2 separate regions of the Homo sapiens genome follow, and region 2 is linked to region 1. A link is an interaction called in ENCODE POLR2A ChIA-PET data of the cell type or tissue named here. Cell type or tissue: GM12878. All regions are shown on one strand. Each heading gives the region's core, and the rest is flanking DNA. Links, peaks and the distances in the headings are about the cores only. Region 1 overlaps MTPAP (mitochondrial poly(A) polymerase). Region 2 overlaps MAP3K8 (mitogen-activated protein kinase kinase kinase 8).

What was found. Peaks named below come from ENCODE experiments on the same cell type or tissue, not always from the same donor. Only the 100,000 strongest peaks of a DNase experiment are listed, where the experiment ranks them.
Region 2: POLR2A ChIA-PET joins it to region 1 with 6 read pairs; 2 of 35 experiments call an interaction of 5 or more read pairs at or near these places.

The regions. Positions count from the first base shown.
Region 1 is chr10:30,299,980-30,310,109 of GRCh38, reverse strand. It overlaps MTPAP (mitochondrial poly(A) polymerase), which reads left to right. Exons shown (of 9, transcript NM_018109.4): 9 at 1-309. It also overlaps the pseudogene EEF1A1P39. Among named protein-coding and RNA genes, the nearest start is that of MTPAP, 44 kb to the left of the region's middle. In GM12878, for the core only: no CTCF peak of the experiment used is centred there; no DNase peak of the experiment used is centred there.
Region 2 is chr10:30,452,793-30,462,922 of GRCh38, reverse strand. MAP3K8 (mitogen-activated protein kinase kinase kinase 8) reads right to left here. Exons shown (of 9, transcript NM_005204.4): 7 at 4,687-4,839; 8 at 3,422-3,668; 9 at 1,090-2,217. The coding sequence ends at 2,087. Among named protein-coding and RNA genes, the nearest start is that of MAP3K8, 24 kb to the right of the region's middle. In GM12878, for the core only: no CTCF peak of the experiment used is centred there; a DNase peak (open chromatin) is centred at 6,452; H3K27ac peaks cover 1,603 bases.

The DNA of each region.
Region 1 (10,130 bases), core at 2,749-7,748:
TTTTCAAGTTTTTTTCTTCTATAACTATTACTAGGCTTTCATTCAGTAGCTTTCACCTGTAATGAGTTTTACTAAGTATGTGAAAGTAATTTTGATAGGAGACTACCCAGATCAAAACGATTTCAGCTATAGCCCACTAGTATAATTCCTGGAGCTATTATCCATCTTTAGAAAATTTGAGAATTAGCCAGAGACTTTCTAGGAAATAACGATTAGCCTGAAACGTTATAGGAAAACTGTGTGTAATTATCTCATTCACCTTCAGTTACCATAAAGGAGAAGGGAAAATAAAGTTGAGTTGAAATAAGACTTTTTTCTGCTGTCATTTCCTATTGGCGTCTTTCTTTTGCTGTAGTCAGGTGTAGAGCTCTACTCAGGTGGCTTACGCTGTAGTCAGGTGAGAGCAGAATTAGATTGTTCCACCTCATTCCATGCTCCTAGGATTTCCTTGGCCTTCCAAGTACAGCCATATTCATCCCTTTAGAGCCTCCTGGTGCCGTGGTAGGGAAATGCTACATTTGCCTGTGTAAATAAGCAAACACTGAATATGTGCAGCAAAGCCAGAAGGAGCTTCCAAGCAGATGCATCTTGTTGAAGTAGCAACTCCACTTTGCAGAGTTTGACATTCAGTTGGTGAGTAGCTGTCATATGTTTGGAGAACTAGGGGTCCAGATTGGCTAGGATGTAGTTTTTAATGTGATACGCAGAAGTTAAGGTTGAGCAAGATGGGGAAGAACTGCCAATTTCAAGTTAAGGAGGTTGAGTATATCTTCATTGGTAAATCATTGATGATTTGTTGTTGTTGTTTTTGAGGCAGAGTCTAGCTCTGTTGCCCAGGCTGGAGTGCAGTGGTGCGATCTCAGCTCACTGCAACCTCTACCTCCTGGGTTCAAGCAATTCTCAGGCCTCAGCCTCCTGAATAGCTGGGATTACAGGCACACACCACCTCACCCAGCTAATTTTTGTATTTTTAGTGGAGATGGGGTTTTGCCATGCAGGCCAGGCTGGTCTCAAACTCCTGACCTCAGGTGATCTGCCTGCCTCAGCCCCTCAAAATGCTGGGATTACAGGCGTGAGCCACCACGCCCGGCCCATTGATGGTTTTCATGCAAAGGGATAATAAAAAAGCAGCTTTTAGATGATTAATCTGTTGATACCTAGTAGTTTTAGATCATGGCTTTTTTGTTGTTGTTGTTGTTGAGACACCGTCTCAGTTTGTTGCCCAGGCTGCGCTGGACTGCAGTGGCACAATCTCAGCCTCACTGCAACCTCCACCTCCCAGGCTCAAGCGATCCTCCCACCTCAGCCTCCTGGGTAGCTGGGACTACAAGTGTGCCCCACTACTCTCAGCTAATTTTTGTATTTTGTTGTAGAGACAGGGACAGGGTTTCACCATGTTGCTCAGGCTGGTCTTGAACTCCTGGACTCAAGTAATCTGCCCACCTCAGCTTCCCAGAGTGCTGGGATGACAGGTGTGAGCCACCATGCCCAGCCATGATTCCTTTCTTTTAAAAATAACAAATTTGGCCGGGCACGGTGGCTTATGCCTGTAATCCCAGCACTTTGGGAGGCCGAGGCGGGCAGATCATGAGGTCAGAGGTTCAAGACCAGCCGGGTCAACATGGTGAAACCCTGTCTCTACTAAAAATACAAAAATTAGCCAGGCATGGTGGCGAGTGCCTATAGTCCCAGCTACTCAGGAGGCTGAGGCAGGAGAATTGCTTGAACCCGGGAGATGGAGGTTGCAGTGAGCCGAGATCATGCCACTGTACTCCAGCCTGGGCAACAGAGCAAGACTCCATCTCAGCCAAAAATAATAATAACAACAAATTTGAGTACTTGAGTATAGGTTTTATCATTAAGTTAGATAAAATTTGGCTGTTAAATTTTCCACAAAAGGCCAGAAGGTGACTGTCTCTCATATGCCTCAGAAGAGTCTTTCTCCTTAGTGTTTAATAAGAAAGTAAAGCTTAAGTAGTTTAAAGCTATCAGCAGGAAGTAACAGCTCATGGCTTACATATGATTGTATGTAAAGCCTTATTAATGAAAAATTCTTTACATATATACTTGGAAAAGAATGAAAACACGACCAGAAGTCCCTTTTCATCTTGGCAAATTTATTTTAAATACTTGAAAGACTTATTTGGGTTTCCACAATGAATTCAATTACTTGTGGATACGGATTCCAAAGAATATAAACATTACAGTGTTCCTCTGGAATTCCCATGTAGCAACTATCAGAAAGTACTGTAGATAGAATCTTTAATCTATAGTATTTGTGATACAGGATATATCAAATCACCACAAATTATTAAAAAATGTACTTTATCTTTTAAATGTGATTGCTCGTGTTTTATGTTATCTGTGTGTGTATCCACCCCCTTTCGGTACTCAGTGGAGTCAAAGCTAGATTAAAAGCATTATTCATTTTTCTAAGATGAATATGTTGCAAAAATTTTCCCCCATAGCAGAGTTTCTAAGCTTCTAGAATGTGGTGCTAAGGCATATTTTAAAGAGAGTATTAAAAAGGTCTAACTTGGCCGGGCGCGGTGGCTCACGCCTGTCATCCTAGCACTTTGGGAGGCCGAAGCGGGTGGATCAGTTGAGGTCAGGAGTTCCAGACAAGCCTGGCCAACATGGCAAAACCCCGTTTCTACAAATACAAAAATTAGCTGGGCATGGTGGCAGGCACCTGTAATCCCAGCTACTCGGGAGGCTGAGGCAGGAGAATCGCTTGAACCTGGGAGGCGGAGGTTGCAGTGAGCTGAGATTGTGCCACTGCACTCCAGCCTGGGTGACATCAGGACTCTACCTCAAAAAAAAAAAAAAAAAAAAGAAAAGAAAAAAGAAAAAATCTAACTTGAAACTCTAGATACTATACTATGATGAATACATGGTATGGGGAAAATACCTAATTTGGAACAGGCCAAGTCTAAATTAATGAAAAGTAGGCCAGGCCCAGTGGCTCACTCCTGTAATCCCAGTACTTTGGGAGGCCAAGGCAGGCGGATCACTTGAGGTCAGGAGTTCAAGACCAGCCTGGCCAACATGGTGAAACTCTGTCTCTTCTAAAAATACAAAAATTAGCTGGGCGTGGTGGCACATGCCCAATCCCAGCTACTCGAGAGGCTGAGGCAGGAGAATCATTTGAACCTGAGGGTTGGAGGTTGCAGTAAGATGAGATCACTCCACTGCACTCCAGCTTGGATGACAGAGTGAGACTCTGTCTCAAAAATAAATAAATTTAATTAATTATTAGTGAAAAATAAAATTATAGGTTGTTACTTTTGCCTGGGTTTATTTTGAAGTGTGGCACATTGAAAAGTTACTGTAATGGATGCTGTCAAATAAAATGGAGCAAACTAATGAAAAGATTCCACATTAAGCCTGCATCATGCTCCGTGTCACTAAAATTCTTTAACATGTTAAACTTGTTGGGTACAACGGAAGTCTTACGTTTCTGAAGCTTTTCCTCTTATAAAATTAAAGCATATTGACATTTCTCTCTAGTTCTACCCTGTCTTGAAAACTGGAGTAAAAGGGGTGGGTTATGAAACTGGCTGATTAGCAAGGAAAGCAAGCTCACTAATAATTGTATGAAACTTTACTATGGAGAATTTTGAACACAGGCAAAAGTAAATTGAAAAGCGTAATGAACTTGGCACACATCCGTCACCTCTTTCAACAATTAATTCATGGCCAATTGCTTTTAATTTATAACCCCATTAACTTACCACTTCTGTATTATTTTAAGCAAATTCCATTCTGCCATTTCATCTGTAAGTATGTAATATTTCTAAAAGATAACTTTTGTTCTAATATAATCACAAAATCATTGTCAGACCAAAATGGAACAAACAAAAACAGTAATTCTCTAATAATATCATCGTATTTGATTACTGTTCAAGCTCCCCATTGTCTTGTGGATATCACGATGGCTTTTTCCTAGTGCAATTGTTTGAATCAGTATCCAATTAGAGTCCACATATTGTGATTGGATGGTCTGTTTCTTAACTCTCTTAGATTCCAGGTTTATACTTCATCTCTTTTTTCGCTTGCAATTTATTGAAGATAGGGGATTGTCTTAGGGAGTTCCTACAACATAGATTATGCTGATGATGTCAGCACATATGATTGTTCAACATTGTTCACATAAGCTGTTCAACATTACTTAATGACTTGAAAATATTTTTTATTAGTTGTAGAAAACTCAACAATTTTCAAATATTGCTTTGGCTACATTCACCTTCATTCCTCTGGGATTCCACTTAACATTTATTAGGTCTTTTTGCTTAATTCCCTATGTCTCTTCTATACTTTCCTGTATTTTCTACTCTTGTGTCTCCCTTCACTCCAAGAATTTACTTCTTTTTTGTTTGTTTGTTTGTTTGTTTTTGAGACAGGGTCTTGCTCTGTCGCCCAGGCTGGAGTGCAGTGGCATGATCTTAGCTCACTGCAACCTCCGCCTCCGGGGTTCAAGCAATTCTCCTGCCTCAGCCTCCTGAGTAGCTGGGATTACAGGCACCCACCACCACACCCAGCTAATTTTTGTATTTTTAGTGGAGATGGGGTTTCACCATGTTGGTCAGGCTGGTCTTGAACTCTTGACCTCAGGTGATCCACCCGCCTCGGCCTCCCCAAGTGCTGGGATTACAGGCATGAGCCACTGTGTTTGGCCAGAATTCTGACCTATATAGCAGTTTATCAACTTTTTTCATCTGTGTCTAATTTTAAAAATCCATTTATTGAATTCTCAATTTCAGTATATTTTTTTCAGGTTGACACAGTTATTTTAAAGCCTGTGTCTGAGAAGTTGATCATGTGGTTCCCCTGTGGGTCTGTTTCTGTTTTTCATGATGTTGACTTCTCTCCTGGTATACCTGGTGGTGGCAGTGGTGGCTTTGTGTGTTGATACTGGATGGGAGAAATAGTAGGAATTACTTCGAGGGAGGATGATGTTTTCTCTTCCTTCAGAAAGGATTTACTTTTGTTTCTGGGGGATGGGTAGGGGTATTTATGATCCTGGATCACTTTAATCCAGAAAGGGTTTGAGATTTTGAAGTTGGATTCAATTCCAGATTCTAGTTCATCATTAACTTGCACTGTGGTGGGGAAGATCTCAGTCCAAAACCTGGAGTGCTGACCAGGGTCCCTTTTCCTTGGTGGGCCCTGAAGTCCTTTTTGTCTCCTATCCCTGCAAGTTTTTTGAAACCTCTGCTCCCCTCTGATCTACTTCATCAGCAGATGTCCCTAGCGGGTAGCAACCCCAAATGCTAGGCTCACTTGCTTAAGTCTACTTCTTCACAATTTTGTAATTTTTCACTCCTTTGTTAGCAGTCGGATGCTTTCAAGCAGCTGTTTTTGTTTTTCCAAGCTTCTTTCTCTCTCTTTCCTTCCTTCCTTCCTTCCTCCTTCCTTACCTTTTCCTTTCCTTTTCCCCACCCCCGTCTCTCTCTCTCTCTCCCCAAGCAGCTGTTTTTGTTTTTCCAAGCTTCTTTCTCTCTTTCTCTTTCTTTATTTCTCTGTCTCCCTCCGTCTTGTCTTTTCCTTTTCTTTTCTGTTGAGATGGAGACTCACTCTGTCTGCACATACCACCACACCCAGCTAATTTTTTATATTTTTAGTGGAGACAGGGTTTCGCCATGTTGGCCGGGTTAGTCTCGAACTCCTGACCTTAGGTGATCCACCCACCTCGGCCTCCCAAAGTGCTGGGATTGTAGGCATGAGCCACTGCGCCCAGCCTGTTTTGCCAAGCTTTTCTGGTTGTTTTCCTTCAGTGAGAGAGTTGATGGATATTACCTAGTCTGCCATTACTGGACATCATTCTTTTTTACTCCAGCTTCTGATCCTTATATATATTTTATCTTATAGGAATGTGTACTATTTAGTTTGCTTCCTTGTAAGAAGCTTTCAAATGTCTCATTTGCTGGTGCCTGTTCAATTAAGCTTTGGATAACAGTACAAAATTTGGCCAACATGAATGCCTAGTTCACCGCTAATGAAAGCTGGGCACTGCAAATGTTCTGCTATGCTCCAGAAATCAGAAGTTGCCAGCTTTTATATCTAGACTGTGATTTCCTCATAGAGGATTTTGTACATGCCAATTCAAAGTTTAAATTTGTGCCATGTGTGAATAAGTGCACAAAATGCTCAAATAAGAATGAGAAAAATATCTCCTTTTCCCATCCACATTGAGATACCTGAAACAACTATGAAATACAGTTTTTCTTCCAGTTTTCCGAAATACTTATCTGGGTTGAGACCAAGAATGGAGCATTTTAGGCCAAAATGCTTTTTTAAAATTTTATGATTTATGAGTTTAGAAAAAATCTCTTTTGGACTTTAAGCATATGTTATTTTTAGGATATCTTATTCATGAATAAAACAAATTTTTTACATAGGTGAAATAATTTAGGTGTTTGTATATTATGAGTCAGTTATTTCTATAATATATGACTAGTTTATATTTGTAGTTTTTCAGTTACATTCAGTAGCCCACATTTGTTTAGTAACAGAATTAACAAAAATTGCTGTTATTATTTTGAGTTAATTTTCAACTCGTATTTTTAATTTGCTAAATACATTCTAGCACTATTATATTGTCAGAGACCTTAATTCAAGTCTTTAAATATTTAATAAAATTATGTGAAAAATTGAAATTATTTGATGTTTTAATTTTGATTGCTCTGGACAAAGACAGTATTTCCATCTTGATGCTTCAGGATAAAAATTGCGTTAAACAATACTTGAATTTAAATGTGGTTTAAAATATTTCTTAATTCTAAAGCTCTCTGTAGTTCCTATTTTCTAAGCAATATTAGCTATATTGGATCTTCTAGATGAAGAAAGATTTGACTATGATTAAATATGTGCAGTGCCATCCTGGAATAGATTTTATTCATAGATTAATAAAATATGTGCAGCATGATTTAGGAGAAAATATTTTAGGACATTAAATTTAGTTACATAAGCTACAGTCTTTTAAATTCTGTGCAACTAAAATCTGTTTTGCTTTAAAAAGAAAAAATGTTCAAATTTCACTGGGAAATGTAGAGTATTTGTTTTCCAAGACGATCAAAATCATACCCAATCATACTTTTAGGAAATTTTCAAAATACTAGATATAGCCTTTCAACTTAATGACGATTGTTATTGTCTAATTTTCTTACCTGCACTTACCAGTATTCAGAACACTCTGATTTGGTTACATGTTTCTTATAGTACCTCCTTGGTTCAAATGTAATTCTTTTCTGATATTGAATAAACTGTAATGTCAAGGACCTAGCACAGTGCCTGGTATATATTTGGTAATCAATACACATTACTTTCTTTCCCTTATCATGTTCTTAGCTACTGATTTCTAAAGGTATTGAGAAATGGTAGCAAGAAAAATTTAGGAACTCAACTTCCATTCTAAATCTTTAAACTACTTTTTCTAAAAGAAAGATTCAAACTAATGCATGATGTTTTAGGCATAATTCTGTACTGACCTCCGAGACTTCTGTCCTCTGGAGCACACACCCTGGAAAATCTCCTCCCCATGAGTGTGATTGCAATCTGAATTTGATGGAATAGTCATTGCCTTGATTGGGTTGCATTAGATTGCAAAGGTGATGGTATAATTATTCCTGTGATTATGTTATATAATATGACTCCTTCTTAGTAGGCTGGAGAGAGAAATTCCTGCTGGCTTTGAAGAAGTAAACTGCCATGTTTAAGAGGGCCATATGGCTAGGACCTGAGGGTGGCTTCTAAAAGTTGAGAGCAATTTCTGCTGACAGCCAACAAGAAGTCAAGGGTATCAGTCCCAGCCAAAAGGAGACTGTGAGAGCTTTATTCATAACAAGTTTGCCACCAAAATATATGTATTGTGAAAACCACCACTAAATTAACCCATTTATGCCTAATGTTCCATTATTGGAACGCTAAGCTTGTGGGAGTCATTTATATCCTGCTCAAGGTCATTGCCAAGGTCTGATTCCACCCCCCCCACCACCCAAAATTTGCAACCTTTGGCATAAATGGGTTAAGGCCAAAATGGGAAAAACAAAGAATCATATCAACATTGCCGTCATTGGACATGTAGATTCAGGCAAGCCCACCATCTGATTGACAAAAGAACCATCAAAAAATTTGAGGGGGAGGCTGCCAAGATGGAAAAGGCCTCCTTCAAGTATGTCTGAGTCTTGTAAAAACTGAAAGCTGAATGTAAGCATGGTTTCACCATTGCTAACTCCTGTGGAAACTGGAGACCAGCAAGTATTATGTAACCATCACTGATGCTCCAAAACAGACTTTTAAAAAAGCATGATTATGAGCACATCAGAGAAACATTCTCTAGAGCTTCCATAGGAATACAGCTCTTCCAACACCCTGATTTTAGGATTTCTGGCCTCCAGAACTGTAAGATAATGAATTTGTGGTATTTTAAGCCACCAAGTCTGAGAATTTGTGCAGCAGTAAAGAAATTATGCACTCAATATCAGAAGAGCCTCTTAACATGGAAGAAACCAAAACAAAGTAACTCGAAGGACAGAAACTCTACAGGAACAAGAGCCTCTCAAAGATAAAAACTTTTCCTGTACTTGGAGGGAGAATATACTTGGAGAAACAAGTGAATGTATGCATTCATTAAAGAACAGAATCATACATATACATAGTAAACACTCAGAACAAAACATTCTTGAAAAATGAAATATAATAATGCAATTTTAAAACACAATATAAAGGCTGATGGATAAAGTTAAGGAAATTTCCCCCCAAAAAAGATTAAAGAAAGATAGTAGGAGAGAGAAAACAAGAAGAAAAAGTAAGCAAATTAAAGGAGCAAAGCAGTAGGTCCAAAATCTGAATAATAGAGAAAATCATCAACAAAAAAATTTGCCAGAATTGAAAGATACGCACTGTCAAGTTGACAGCATTCACTGAGTAACCAGCACAATGTGTAAAAATAAACTCACACTAAAGCACATTACCATGAACTTTGATGGGTGCAATTAGAAGATTCTATAGGTCTCCAGGGAGATGGGGGATGGGGAGAGAAGGAAAGATTATGTACAAAGGAACCAAAGGGCGTATGAAAAGGAATATATCAGGAATCAAAATAGGTTTGATCTTTTTAACATCATCATGGAGTAGCAAGATAATGGTCAATGCCTTCAGAGTTCTGGTGGAGAAAGAATTCTAACCTGGAATTCTATACCTAGCCAAACTGTCATAAATTGATGCTGGAAAAAATATTTTTACAGAAGTACCCTTACTATTTCACTGAGGGGTGTCTTCCATCAAAATGAAAGAGCAAATCAAGAAAGAGGAAGATGGAATTCAGAAAAAAAAAGGAGGAAATTGAAGGTAATATCATATGATAGGAGATCTCTGAAATGCCCAAGGAACAGTCCTTGAAGCTCTTTTCTTTTTTTTTTCTTATTGATTTATTTTTACAATCCCCATGGATACCATGGATGAAGCTCTTTTCTATCAACAACAACTCGCCATGAAATTATTGCCTTTTTTCAAATTGAGTGTAATTGGCATATCAGAAACCGTGCATATCTAAAATATACAATTACATAAGTTCTGACATATACACCAATCACCAAAATCAAGATACTAAATATGTTTGTCACCTCCAAAGTTTTCGTGATGCATCTTTGTATCCCTCCCTCTTCTTCCTTTCTGCCTCTGCTCCATTCCCAACCCAGGCCCTAGGCAAGCACTTAACTGCTTTCTATAACCATAGATATTTGTATATTCTAAAAAATATTATAAGGGGAAGATACAGTATGTATTCTATCTGACTTCTTTTAATCTGCTTGAGTTTCATCCATGTTTTTGCATATATTGATTGTTCAATTTTTTTTTTTTTTTGAGACAGGGTCTCGCTTTGTTGCTTAGGCTGGAGTGCAGTGGCACAATAATGGCATAGTTCAATCTTTTATTGCCAAATAGTGTTCCATTTTATTAATCATTTGGGTTGTTTCCAGTTTAGGGGCTGTTATAAGTAAAGCTGCTGTGACCGATCATATACAAGTCTTTATATGAACATATGCTTCCTTTTTCTTGGGCAAATGCCTAGGAGTGGAAGTAATGCATCACATAGTATATATATATTTGGCTTTTCAAAAAGTTGT
Region 2 (10,130 bases), core at 3,412-8,411, 150 kb before region 1:
CAGGCACAGGGCTATGGAGGGGCCCATGCAAGTGAGGAGCCCTGAGGCTGAAGCTTCATTAGCTTCATGGTCAGTCTGCCTCTGCCCTTACCAGAGGGGCAGAAAAGGAAATTGTTTCCTCTGCAGTGTTGATCTCTCACTTACAAGCAGCAACGTACGAGGGAGAACATGTGTACTGGAGCCAGAAAGGACTGGGTTTAAATACCAGCTGTTTCTTCACTTGCTTTGCGGTCTTGAGGATAACGTTACTTACCCTCACTATGCCTCAATTTCCTTCTCTGAGAAAAAAGAGGTAGCAATGCATATTTCATGTGTGTTTACATGGATTACAAGGGATGGCATGTTTTACACAACACATGTAAAAGTGTTTAATACTATTTGCTATGTAGATGACAGACTTCCATTCAACAGTTTTCACTAGAGTTGATGTATGTGAGTTAAAGCCACCTTCTACAATGGCTAGTTATTAGCTTGCCACATAACAATGGGCAAAGAGTATGCAAGCGTGTATTCAAGGATAGTATAAATATATAAAAACAGGGTGCAAAATAGAACCACATAACCCTAAACCAGTGGCACACAATTATTATTTTATTTTTAGCAGGGACAAGGCCTCCCTCTGTTATCCAGGCTGGAGTGTAGTGTGGCATGATCTTGGCTCACTGCAACCTTCGCCTCCCAGGCTTAAGTGATCCTCACATCTCAGCCACCTGAGTAGCTGGGACTACAGGCATGCACCATCACACCTGGCAAATTTTTGTATTTTTTGTAGAGATGGGATTTCATCATGTTGGCCAGGCTGGTCTTGAACTCTTGGGCTCAACCAGTTTTCCCGCTTCAGCATCCCAAAGTGCTGGGATTACAGGCACAACCACAATTGTTTTTTCTACCTCAATGTACCGGGGGATGCAAACCATTCCAGCTGACAATAGCTTCATACAAGAGCAATAGAAAAGGAGTGTATTAATACAATTTGCAAAGCTCCTGGTATTTTTTGCCTTCTTATGATACACATTTCCTTCCAATCTATAACTCAACTCCTATAGCCCATCCTCAGTCCCAGCTGAGAATCACAGGCTTCACAACAACTAAGGCAAAATACTGAATTTATTCAGTTGATTTGACCAACCACATTGGACAAAAGTATTGGGTTTTATTTGCATAATGTAAAAACATACTTTACATAAGACTACTCACATACTTTACAATGTTACAAATATATATATGTATGAAAGATTCATGAAGGCATTTGATATAAAACATACACAGTATGCTATTTTAATATACAAATGCTTAAAAGAAAATTTAGTCATAAGAATTACAAAATCATCAATAATTTACAAAAGTTTTCATTTTTCTTAAAGGTCACATTCTCATCCTTTGGGATGTACAAAAATTATGTGGTTTACACAGTTTTATCCACATTCAAAACATCACGTTTTGAATGTCTTCAGCATAGCATGTACAGTATAAAATGTTTCCATAGGAACACAAAAGAAACTGTCACTAGTGGCCTGCTGTCAGATGGCTTCTAATTCATCAGTTAGCCATTTTTAGGACACTAGTCCAGCTTATTGCTACAATCTTCAAGTTGTTCTAGTCACCCAAATTATAATGAATTCAATGTATACCAGAATTTACCAATAAAGGCTCAAAGAGTTATATAATATACACCAATATACACAAAACAGCTATTCTGAGTAAAATGAATATTCCATACTTAAATAAGAACCAAGAATAGTAATTTTAGGCTACTCTATTATCCTTGTGATTGGTATTTTTAAAATTTTGAGCAAAGTGCACAGTGAATGAAACAGTCAGCAGACACGATCCTTCTGTGAACTCTCAAATTCCTGCCTTAGAATCACGTCACCTGAGAAATGAGAACCTTGAGACCTGGTGCATATCAAATAGCTTCACATGTCAAACACACAGGGCCGCTTGGAGGCACATTCACGGGTCACAGGAGGTCACACTGCTCCTTCGAAAATGGCACCATTCACTGTACAGGGCCCCTGTGTAGAGGCAGCAGAACCAGCCTCCAGGAGATCAATGCTGTCTTAATTTAGAGCAAACATGGCATCCTTCAGCCATATTCAAGCGTTGGTGGTCCCCGAACAAGATTGAAGTAGCCAGCCAGAGCGCCGAGGTCGATGTAGAGAGAGCGTTGCCTCTTGAGCATCTCAGATTCCTCGGTGCTTCCTGTGCACGAAGAATCTGAAAAGGAAAACATTACAAAGTAAGTAACAAGAAAACGTGTCAAATGATAAATACCTGTTCCTTCTGCAGTGAAATAAATCTTTGGGGCCTAATAAAACAGTGTCTTAAGCGTGAAAGATGGGTCTTTGAACACTATGGCTAAGTTCACATAATATGACATAGAACAAAAAGTTCAAACAGGAGTCAATGGAGACAAGAAATTAGTTAGAAATCCTGGCATATTTTTCCAACAGCCAGATTGCTCTCTTTAAATACACAAAAGTTAGACAAGCAGCAAAGAAATATAAACAAGCGCACCAGGCTTGACATCTCGGTTTGGACCTAAATGGATTAAGAATGCCACAGACTTTTAATAAAAATGGAAATCCCTCTTTATGCATATTCAATGCTCCTGGAAAGCATACTGACTTTCCTAAGTGGGAAAAATTTACAACTGGCAAGATTTTAAGCCAAGGAAGATGGAAATGCAAGTTGACTTCAAACTGAGTATTTTATCTGTGCAGGGCAGTGCCATGATGTTCCCCCACCAAGGACTGGGGTGGCTTAATATAAATGAGTTAGGCTGGGCATGGTTGCTCACGCCTGTAATCCCCACACTTTGGGAGGCCAAGGCAGGTGGATTGCCTGAGGTCAGGAGTTCGAGACCAGCCTGGCCAACACGGTGAAACCCCATCTCTACTAAAAATACAAAAATTAGCCAGACGTGGTGGTGGGCACCTGTAATCCCAGCTACTCAGGAGGCTGAGGCATGAGAATCACTTGAAACCGGGAGGCAGAGGTTGCAGTGACCCAAGATCATGCCACTGCACTCCAGCCTCGGCAACAGAGCAAGACTCCATCTCAAAAAAAAAGAAAAAAAAAGTGAGTTAAGAAGAACCAACTGCAAAGCTGTCATGCTCAATCTGTTTTCAAAGACAAAAGTTGTAAAAAAGCAAGTTGCAAAAAAGCAAGTCAGAAGCATTTTCCAGTGACTGTGCTACCTACACTTGCACTGAAAATCTGTTATAATTTGGTGCTAAATTAGCCAATTTAAAAAAAAAAACATGCTTCTGCTAATCTTGCTGAAATTTCTCAAGCAAGGTATGGTACTCAAGAAGTCATTTCCTTTTTTTCCAAGTGCTTTCATGAACTACATCAGAGGTTTGATGTGGACAGAAAGAGAAGGGAAGTAAGTGTGCGGCACACAGCAGGGTGTCCCTACCAGCAATGTTCTCAGGAAGTTCCAGCTCCTTCCTACTCAGCAGCCTCTTGCGCTCCAAGAGGGCAGAGTCCAGACTCTGACAGCGTGGCTGATCCTCTCTGGGCGGGTTCAGGGCCTCATGTTTTAGTAGGTCTGCGGCTCTTGGGCGGTGATTGGGGTTTCTCTCCAGGGAAGCTTCTATCAGCTCTCTCATCCCTGGACTGCAGTCATCTGCAATGTCTTCCAGTGGAGGTGCTTGCTTGTGGATCTATCAACAAACCAGCTCTCTTAGCATCAAAGGTATGGTGATACACCCTCAACAGCAAAAGCATGCTAGTACCAGGACCTAGAAAGTAATCCGTTTTCCACCACATGCCCTGCAACGAATGCAGTTCAGCCCTTAAGCAAGCAAGCTTCCCTTTAATTTCTTTTTTCTTTTCCTTTTGAGACAGGGTCTTTGCTCTGTCATCCAGGCTGGAGTACAGTGGCACCAACACAACTCACCGTAGCCTCGAACTCCTGGGCTCAAGTGATCCTCTCACCTCAGCCTCCCATGCAACTGGGACCACAGGGCATACACCACCACACCTAGCTAATTTTTTTAATTTTTTGTAGCGATGGGGTCTTGCTTTGTTGCCCAGGCTGGTCTTGAATTTCTGGGCTCAAGAGATCCTTTTGTTTTGGCTTTCTAAAGTGCTGAGATTACAGGCGTGAGCCACCGTGCTTGGCCCACTTTAATTTCTAAAGGATACCAGGTTAAACCCATCTTCTGATTTAATGTTACAAAAGATAAGTGATAGGTTTGAATGTCAGTGACAGCTTCAAATCAGTGTCCCAAAAGTCACTGTGCAGTAACAGGGAAGTGTCTGCTCCTGAATTTATCAACAGTAAAATGGGAATTGCATGTTCCACTACAAGCCACACTGGTGTGAACATTAATAATAAAAAATGTTTTAACTGTTCAAAGAACACATACAACTTCCTTTGCTGAAATATTTATGCTACTCTGATGCTACTAAGTAGTGTTGCATTATTACACATACAATGGAATAGCATAAATTATGCCCAATGCACATTTTAGTAAGCTCCCACTAAAATAGCTATGTTTTCTTTGCAAGAATGGAGCTTGCTTCTACATGGGAAGAACTTGTAGCTACCTGTCATTTCACCATTGCCTCATTCAGATGGGGGTGGTATAGAAGGCAGAGCAGTCCCTCCCAAGCCTGCGGGATGCATAACTCAACGCCCCCCCCCGCCGCCCCCAGCCCTGGTTGAACCCCACTTACTATGTACAGGTAGGAGGGATAGGCTGAGCGAGGGTAGCGCTTCACCCAGGGTGGGGTGCCCGTCTGCATGTGGATGAGCGTGGCCCCCAGGCTGTAGATGTCTGCTTTGGTTGAATGGCCCCTGCACAGGATGACCTCTGGGCTCATGTAAATCTGAAAAAGAAGTGGGAAACATTCAGCTTCATTCCCCTCCTTTGTGTGGGTTTCCATTTCCCTAATCCAGTTCTGGAAATTGGCTCATTTGCCTTAAACTAGGAGAATAATGCAGGCATTCCCCAGGAACCATGCAGCAATTGCTGGAGGTGTCCCTGCAGTCTGATGAAGAACACCTGGCCGGGCGCGGTGGCTCACACCTATAATCCCAGCTGAGGTGGGCGGATCAGGAGTTCAAAACCAGCCTGGTCTCTACTAAAAATACAAAAATCAGCTGGGCATGGTGATGGGCACCTGTAATCCCATCTACTTGGGAGGCTGAGGCAAGGAGAATCGCTTGAGCTCGGAAGGCGGAGGCTGCTGTGAGCCGAGATCGCACCACTGCACTCCAGCCTGGGAGACAGAGCGAGACTCAGTCTCAAAAAACAAAACAAAACAAAACAAAACACCACCTTTTTCTGGTTGATCTGGTGGCAAAGAGCCTAGAACCAGGAATCTATCAGGGACTCCCACTCATCAAAGTTCTGCAGTACACTGATCAGGTGTAGCTAAGTTTTCAACTAAAACGCCAATTCCTTTTATATTTAAATGAACTACAAACAGACTTCTTTATCTGTTTGTCATTACACTGCTAACCTTCTAAATATCTGCAATGATAAAAGGTGATAGAAGTCTATAGGGTATTAACACAAATTTCTTGAAAGGGAAAAACTTAAAAAATAAAGTGTAATATTGTAGAAGTGATTCTAAAGAGTCATTTTTACAAACTATCTGTTATTTTTACCTACTATGTAGCCCAGTGACTAAATATTAAATGCAGCCATATTAACATTGTATAAGTTATATTTGGTCTCATGAGTCCATGCTGAATAAACAGGGCTGGTTTTATAAATAGTTTCTCTAACGAGCATTTATTTCTAAACTTAAGAAAGAAACAAAGAGAGGTGGGGCATGGTGGCTCATGTCTATAATCTCAGCACTTTGGCTTTTTTTTTTTTTCGAGATGGGGTCTCCCTCTGTCACCCAGGCTGGAATGCAATGGTGCGATCTCGGTTCACTGCAACCTCTGCCTCCCGGGTTCAAGCTATTCTCCTGCTTCGGCCTCCCAACTAGCTGGGATTACAGGCATGTGCTACCACGCCTGGCTAATTTTTGTATTTTTAGTAGAGATGGGGTTTCACCATGTTGGCCAGGCTGGTCTCGAACTCCTGACCTCGTGATCCACCTGCCTCGGCCTCCCAAAGTGTGGGGATTACAGGCGTGAGCCACTGAATCTCAGCACTTTGGAAGGCCGAGGCAGGAAGATTGCTTGAGCCCAGGAGTTTGAGACTAGTCTGGACAAGATGGAGACCCCCCATCTTTACAAATTAATTAGTTACCTAATTTAATTAAACATTTTTTTAAAAAGGAACAGAGCAAACACTGGTGACCAGTGATTTGTATTCATGGCTGGTGCAGACATATAGTAGTTAATATCCTGATTATCAGTATTTCGCTTGAAACAGCTTGTACACTGTCTGCCATGTGAATAAGAGAATGGAGGTCAGTGTTTCCGGAACACATTTCAGGGTAAGTAATTAGAGAACTAGCTTACAAAAACCAGAGAAACTGCCCAGTCTCCCCACCCTAACCCTGCTCAACTCCTTCCTGCAAGCCACTTCCGGGCCAGCTTCCTTTTGCTCTCAGCAAACAGGTGAAACTGAGCTCCCGTTCTCAAGCTTTCCCTGCAGCAGAGCCAGAGGACTTTCCAGAAGGACTTTGCTACTAAATATATCACAAACTTAAAAAATTAATGCACAACATTGTACCTATAGTCAACAATAGTGTATTGTATACTTAAAAATGTGTTGAGAGGGTAGAGTTCATGCTAAGTGTTCTTACCACAATCAAATAAAAAAGAAAAAGAAATGCAATGGGTATTATTAACTGTCCATAGAGGATGCCTATCTTCTCTCCTGTACCCCCTCCTCCCTGCCAATAAAGCAAGGATTGGGCGGAGTGCCCACTGCTGGTGTAGCCCACAGGGGTTGTGCAGAGGTGGCTCTGCAGGTTCTATGTGACTGCACGCCTAGGCAGCCTGGGGGGATGGAACATCTGTAAGCCTGGTGGCCTGGGTGCTGCCACTCAGGTAGAAACCCCAGAGCTTCCTGGCTCGGAGCTCTTGTTCCTCAAGCTCTACCAACTACCAGTTAGATCAGGGAGCAGCAGGGCATAATGTTCGAGCACTCTGGCTGATTAGAAGGCATGAAACAGCCCTGGTGGGACCAACACAGGGCTCTCTGAGAGTTCTGCACCCTCGGGGCAGGGCACTGGAGCAAGAGAAAACCTTGATGTCAGCGATCGAACCCTTCACCTTTCAATATGTTTATTAGAAAGGGAAAGAGACCGTGTGTGTGCGTATATGTGCATGTGATGACTATATGTTAACTTACAAAGGTAAAACCAAGCAGACTTAGAAGGATTTTTCAAAAAGGACCAAGTTCTAAAAGTAATTCTGATTTGTTATTCGCATTCACTATGTATTCTCTCTCTGTACCTTGCAACTCAAAAACAGTCTATTCTGTATATGCTGGATTAACCCTGGATGTGTATTACATGGTTACAATAGAATGCTCTGAATACCAATGCTTAGAGAGAGCAATCAAACAGGGGTAACCAGGGTTTGCATTTGGGAGCTATACTGCAGAAATCAGAAATTGTCTATGACTGTGCAGTAGCCACATGATCAAATTCTAACATCAGCCAGTCTGCACAGTTGACTAATTAGATCTCCTGGCTCTTTAAGTAGGAAGGGTAAAAGCAAGCTTGTTGAAAGGTTTCACTGGTCACTTCACAACTTTGTTCATTATCAAACTTCAACTCGTGTGTACTAGGCAGATATTAAATGCAGGCTGATTAGAAGAGAGTTTATATTTATAAACACCAAGGCACAGTTTTGCACTTCACAAAAAGCAATTTGCATTTGCCAAAAAAAACCTGATCCAAATACTACTCAGGAGTAAAATATGTTATTATCTCATATCCATGCATTCCGCTAGACAGCCCCAGAAAGAACACTTCTTTCTCCAATGTTGCAAAATGTTCAACTTCACCACATTGCCAGGAAGAGAAAAGTATTTTCCATCTTTAATACCATAAATAGTTTGTTTTTCAAACTGGTTCCAGGAAAAAGGGTGGTGGAATATTACATATCTGAACTCCTGACTAATGCCAAATATGCTGAAACATTTTCCAAAGAAAACATGTCGTAAGCATTAAGTCTTATTAGACCTCACACTTTGGTAAAGTATTCTTAAGATCTGGGGACTAAGCATTCTTAAAAAAAAAAAAAAAGTACAGCTTCCCTTCTGAATATTGTTCTGCTCAAAGACAACCGTCAAGAATCCTCGCTCGAGCATTTTCAATAATAACTTCAGTAATATTCACAAAAGCAAGGATTTCTTCTGCTGCCCGGGAGAGTGCTGGCTTTGAGAGAGTTGAGAAAGGACTTACAGAATCTTGGCGTTTTTTTTTTTTTTAGGACAAGGTCTTGTTCTATTTTCCAGGCTATGGGTGCAGTGGCATAATCACAGCTCACTGCAGCCTCATCCTGGGCTCAAGCAATCCTCCCACCTCAGTCTCTTGAGTAGCTGGGACTACAGACATGCACCACCATGCCATTTTTACAAAAAGTAAAGTTTTTGTTTGTTTGTTTGTTTACTTTTTGTAGCGATGGGGTCTCACTATGTTGCCCAGGCTGGAAGAATCTGGTTTGAAAGGAAGACAATTTTTTTGTGGCTGCAATCCAGTTCAGTGCAACACGTATACTAGCTAGACTAGACTAAGGGTTGTCATCTGATTGAACACCAAGACTGACCTGGTAATCCTGACATAGAGGTGCAGCCAAAGACCCTCTCTCTATTTCCTATGGGCACTTCCAGCAAAGAGAAGGGCATGGGGCTGAGTGGCTCAGGCAGTGCAGCTTCCCCCGGTAGTGGTGAGGGGCCAAGGAGGCAGCTTTTACACCCATTTACCTTCCTGCTTGCATCCAACCTTGTGCCCATCACAATCAACTGTGAACTAAACTGTTGTGCATGCTTTCTTTCTTTCTTTCCTTCTTTTTCTTTCCTTCCTTCCTTTTTCTTTCTCCTTCCTTCCTTCCTTCCTTCCTTCCTTCCTTCCTTCCTTCTCTCTCTCCCTCCCTCCCTTCCTTCTTTTTTTCTTTTTTTTTTTCAAAAGAGATGAGGTCTGACTCTATTGCTCAGGCTGGTCTCGAACCCCCAGGCTCAAGCAAACCACCCCCACCTCCTTGGCCTTTCGAACGGTTGGGATTACAGGTGTGAGAACACCACGCCCATCCCTAAACGGTTGCTCTTTTAATAATTCAGGTAATTTAAAGTAAGTCCTCCCACCAAAGAGTGAGGATCGCTGGAGTACCACTAAGGCTTGCTCCTCACTGCCTTGTGTCATGCTTCCTCGTTGGTGCTCACAAGAACCTGCCACATAGCAGATGCCCAGTGGACACTGGCTAATTGAATCACCCAGTCAGCCTAATGATGTGAATGTTAAATACATTACTTGGAAGCCCGCGAACGCATTTTTCAGAATCTCATTTAGAGTCAGGAAAGAAAGGCTTTTCTGGGTCGTTTTTTGCTTCACAGATGAGTTAAACATGAGTGCTGTTTTACATCTTTAAATAAGATACATTTATGCTCACTACTTGAGGTTTATTATAGAATTCCTAGGCTCAAAGAGAGGCCTTTAGAGTCCTCATAAATATTAATGACCATAGTTAAGACTGTCATTGAGCCAAAACTCAGTGATATTAGTTATATCACTAATATATTTTAATAATGTATGTAATATTATAATTTTTTAAAGTTATGTAGCAGTTAGACCTTAGGGTTAGACTTAGAAAGAACTGGGTTCAAGTCCAGGGTCTGTCACTGAGTGACTCTGGACACTTTATTTTAATCTCTGCAAACTTATTTCCTTGATTGTAAAATAAGAATAACAATAGCAACAACTGGGTTGTTGTAAGGATTAAATAACATACTGCTTTTTAAGTGCTAAACTTATTATAAAGTTAACTCTAATTCTATAATTATTATTAAAGCTGAACTGTGGGCCAGACACGGGGGCTCAAACCTGTAGTCCCAGCACTTTGGGAGGCTGAGGTGGGAGGATCACTTGAGGCCAACAGTTCATGACCAGCCTGGCCAACATAGTGAAACCTGCATCTCTACTGAAAAAAAAAAAAAATTAGCTGGATGTGGTGGCACATGCCTGTAATCTCAACTACTCAGGAGACT